2 separate regions of the Homo sapiens genome follow, and region 2 is linked to region 1. A link is an interaction called in ENCODE POLR2A ChIA-PET data of the cell type or tissue named here. Cell type or tissue: PC-9. All regions are shown on one strand.

Region 1 (2,500 bases):
GCTTTAAATATAGAGACACAAATAGCTTAACAGTAAAAAGATGGGAAAAGATACACCATGTTAACATAGTCAAAAGATAGCTGGAGAGGCTATATTAATATCAAAGTAGATTTCAGAGCACAGATTATTACCTGAGATAAAGAGGGTCATTTCATATTAGTTAAGTGGTTAGTTTAAGAGAATACAATCCTAAATAATTACACACTAATAATAGAGTTCCAAAATACTTGAAAAAAAATCAAGGATAGAGAAATCCACAATTACAGCTAAAGATTCGAACAACACTACAAACCAATTTTATCTAATTGACATTTGTATAATACTGCACCTATCATCAACAGAATAGACGTTTTTTTCAAGTGCATACAGAACATTTACCAAGATATATTCTGGGCCATATAACAAGTCTCAATAGATTTTAAATTACTCAAATTGTATGATGTGTGTTCTCTGTTTACAACAGAATTAAATTTCTAAAATAAGCAACAGAAACATATCTGGAAAATCTTCAAATATCTGAAAGTTAAATAACACACTTCTAAATACCCCATGTTATAAACAAGAAATCAAAAAGAAAATTAGAAGGTATTTTGAACTGAATGAGAATGAAAGGACAGCATACAAAATTTGTTGGAGGCAGCTGAGGTAGTATTTAGCTTATGTAGCTTGAGGTATTATTTAGCTCAGTTTATGAAGAAATAATTTAAATTATTTTTACAGACATGACTGTCCTTGGAGAAAATTTTATAGAATAAACAAAAATGCCATGACAGTTGTTTTTCTTTTCTTTTTTTTTTTTTTTTTAAATCTTCAGGGGGGTAAATTTTAAGACCTCCAGTGGATGTCTGAAACCTCAGATGGTACCGAACTATATATACTACATGTACGCTACCTTTTTCCAGTGTAAACATACCTAAGATAAAATTTAATTTATAAATTAGTCACAGTAAGAGATTAACAACAGCTAATGTTAAAATAGAACAATTAAGTAAAATAAGGGTTACTTGAACTGTGATACTACTGAAATACCACAACAGTTGATCTTGTAAATGAGATGGTTACTAAGTGACTAATAAGTAAGGAGCGAATACATTTGGACAAAGGAATGATTCAACTTCTGAGCAGAATGGAGTGGGATGGCAAGAGATTTTATCACACTACTCAGAACAGCGCACACTTCAAAATTCATAAACTCTTTATTTCTGTAATTTTCCATTTTTGAACCACAGTTGACCTTAGGTAACTGAAACCATACAAAGTGAAGAATAAGGGGGGACTACGGTATAGCTACTATGTGAGTTTAGCAAGGTTGCAAGATACAAGACCAATGTACCAAAGTCAATTGCATTTCTATACACTAGTGATGAACACTATTAAAGTGAAATTCTTAAAAAATAATGCTGTTCCCCTTAGCATGAAGAGAATATTTAGAGATAACTATGACAAGTAAAAGATCTGTACTCTGAAAACTATAAAATAGTACTGATCAAAAAATAAAGATGTAAATAAATGGAGAGATATTCCCTGTTCATGAATAGGAAGATTGAATATTGTTAAGGTTTCAGTTCTTCCCAAATTGAACTATAAAATTAATGCAATGCCAAGCAAAGTCTTAGCGAGCTTGTTTTGTAGAAATCAACAAGCTAATTCTAAAATTCATATGAAAATACAAAGGACTTTGAATAGCCAAAACAACTTTGAAAAAGAATAGCAAAGTCAAAAACTTTAACTATTTGATTTCCAGATTTATTATAAGTCTATAGTAATCAAGGCAATGTGGTATTAGCATCAAAATAGATTTAAAAAATCAATGAAACAGAATAAAAAGTCCAGAAATAGACCCACACATGTAATCAATTGATTTTTGACAAAGTTGCAAAGGCAATCCAGTGGAGAAATGATAATCTATTCAGCAAGGAGTGCTGGCACAACTGACTAACCACATGCAAAAAAAGTCTTCAAATGAACTTTTAATTATTCCTTGCACCATATACAAAAATTACTTCAAAATGGATGATAAACTGTAAAACCTAAAAGTATATAACTTTTTAAAAACTGGAGAAAATTTTTGTGATTTGGGCTATACAAAGATTTCTAGGGTATAACAGCAAAAACACAGTGCATAAAATAAGAAATTGATTAGTTAGTTGATGGTCACTAACTATCCCTGCCAGTATTCATAGATTAATCGCTAGAAGTAGATGAATATTGACAAATTATCCTCCAGAAATGTGTCATCACTAACAGAGTATGAGTGTCTATTTCACTGTCATATTTTCTATATTGGATAATATAATTCAACAGATATTTGCCAATATAAAAGGCCCTTTATCAGGTACCTTATTGTTTCTTTAGTTTGTCTTTATTATTATAAAAGTAATAAAGTGATTTTGTAAAAATAATAAAAAGTGATTCTATGTGTATGTTTATTACCCACTGGTGTTTCTTCTTTTGTCAAATGTCATTTCATGCCAAAGATTAAAATGACAATGGCGAGCTC
Region 2 (2,500 bases), 240 kb before region 1:
TATGGTTTGGCTGTGTCCCTATCCAAATCTCATTTTGAATTTTATCTCCCATAATTCCCTCATGTTGTGGAAGGGACCCAGTGGAGATAATTGAATCATGGGGGTGGTTTCCTCCACACTGTTCTCATGACAGTGAATAAGTCTCATGAGATCTGATGGTTTTTTAAGGGGAAACCAATTTCACTTGGTTTTCATTCTTCTCTTGTCTGCCACCATGTGAGAGGTGACCTTCACCTTCCACCATGACTGTGAGACCTCCCAAGCCATGTGAAACTGTGAGTCCACTAAACCTCTTCCTTTTGTAAATTGCCCAGTCCCTGGTATGTCTTTATTAGTAGTGTGAAAAAGGACTAATACAATCACATCGTTGGTTAGTGCTTCCACATATGAATTTGGGGGAAACACAAATATTCAGTCCATAGTAGTCTATGTATCACTGGTAAGAGAAACACGGGGCTGGAATGTGAAGAGTTGTATAAACCAGTAGGTCATATCTGGACCCCCTGCTTTAACGCAAGATTCTGCCCAATCTGTGGGGCAATCTGTCTTTCAGGGAGTTTTTTTTTTTTTTTTCTTGAGACAGAGTCTTGCTGTATCACCCAGGGTGGAGTGCAGTGGCACAATGTTAGTTCACTGCAACCTCACCTCCCGGATTCAAGTGATTCTCATGCCTCAGCCTCCTGAGTAGCTGGAATTAAAGGTGCACCACCACCCCTGGCTAATTTTTGTATTTTTAGTAGAGGCAGGGTTTCGCCATGTTGGCCAGGCTGGTCTCAAACTCCGGACCTCAGATGATCTGCCTGTCTCAGCCTCCCAAAGTTCTTGGATTACAGGCTAGAGCCTGTAATCCTGCACCTGGCCAAGGTGATATTTTAAAATATCATAGGAACCCAGCTGTTTTACAACTCTTGATAAATTTCCCACTAGCTGCAGCCTCCTTTTTTGACCCAGAGAGTCTCTTGGGATCATCCAGTTCAGTTCCTTGGTGTTTTCTGATGGTAGAGATTGGATGGAGGGAAGGGCTTTCCCAGGATCACCTGGTAGGAGGTGGTGACTAGCACTCAGACTTCCAGAGCCTCAATTCCTGGTTTTTCTTTTTCTTTTTTTCTTTTCTTCTTTCTTTTTTTTTTTTTTTTTTTTGAGACAGAATCTCGCTCTGTCACCCAGGCTGGAGTGCAGTGGTGCGATCTCGGCTCACTGCAACCTCCACCTCCAGATTCAAGTGATTCTCCTGCCTCAGCCTCCGGAGTAGCTGGGACTACAGGTGTGTGCCAGCATGCCTGGCTAATTTTTTGTATTTTTAGTAGAGACGGAGTTTCACTGTGTTAGCCATCTCCTGACCTCATGATCTGTGTGCCTTGGCCTCCCAAAGTGCTGGGATTACAGGCATGAGCCACCGCGCTCAGCCAGTCCATGACTTTTCTACTCTCCCATCAGTAGAGCTGGAGTCAGTAGTAAAATAATATAATTTAGTCAACCCTTGATTCTAAACAACTAGCCAAAATAATGACAAAGCTCCACTAAACAATACTTTGTTTTATCACATTTTAAAATAGAAAATGATCCATGTGATGAGTACTTTTCATTGGCAAATAATCATTTGGTAAAATAATCCAATTTCATTTTTTCCTTTTTCTGCACAGCAAGATGAGGAATTCTATTATCTTAGCAGCAGCTTTACCCTTTCATCAACCCATCAGCATAGTTTCTTGCTATAGGAACTTAGATTATTGGCTTGAGACTTCTCCTCATTTCTTTTTTTTTTTTTTTTTTTGGAGACAGAGTCTTGCTCTGTTGCCCAGGCTGGAGTGCAGTGGCGTGATCTCGGCTCACAGCAAGCTCCACCTCCCGTGCTCAAGCCATTCTCCTGCCTCAGCCTCCTGAGTAGCTGGAACTTCAGGTGCCCACCACCACGCTTGGCTAATTTTTTGTATTTTTAGTAGAGATGGAGTTTCACCGTGTTAGCCAGGATGGTATTGATCTCCCGACCTCGTGATCCACCCACCTCAGCCTCCCAAGGTGCTGGGATTGCAGGCGTGAGCCACTGCGCCCTGTCAACTTTTCCTCATTTCTAATACAAGCATTTAGTGCTATAAATTTTCCTCCTAGCACTGCATTGAATGCATCCTCCATATTTTAATATGTGACTTTAAAATTTTCATTCAGCTCTATGTATTTTAAAATGTCATTTGATACTTCTTTTTTGACCCATGGGTAATATTGAAGTGTGTTGTTTAATTTTCATTTATTTAGAGATTTTGTTATTGCCTGTTATTGATTTTTAATTGATTCCATTATGGTCAGAAAATATACTCTATATTATTTCAGGTTTTTAAATTTGTAAGGTTTGTTTTATGTCCCAGAATATGATCTATCATGGGAATATGAAAAAACTGTGTTTTCCACTGTTGCTGGCAGACTGTTCTATATATATATCAATTAGAACTTGGTTGATTGTGTTGTTTATATCTTCTATATCTTTGCTAATTTTCTATCTAGT

What was found. Peaks named below come from ENCODE experiments on the same cell type or tissue, not always from the same donor. Only the 100,000 strongest peaks of a DNase experiment are listed, where the experiment ranks them.
Region 2: POLR2A ChIA-PET joins it to region 1 with 6 read pairs; 2 of 35 experiments call an interaction of 5 or more read pairs at or near these places.

What each region holds. Positions count from the first base shown.
Region 1 is chr12:46,998,042-47,000,541 of GRCh38, forward strand. No RefSeq gene overlaps it. Among named protein-coding and RNA genes, the nearest start is that of PCED1B, 80 kb to the right of the region's middle. In PC-9, no CTCF peak of the experiment used is centred here; a DNase peak (open chromatin) is centred at 1,080; H3K27ac peaks cover 516 bases.
Region 2 is chr12:46,759,697-46,762,196 of GRCh38, forward strand. No RefSeq gene overlaps it. Among named protein-coding and RNA genes, the nearest start is that of SLC38A4, 65 kb to the right of the region's middle. In PC-9, no CTCF peak of the experiment used is centred here; no DNase peak of the experiment used is centred here.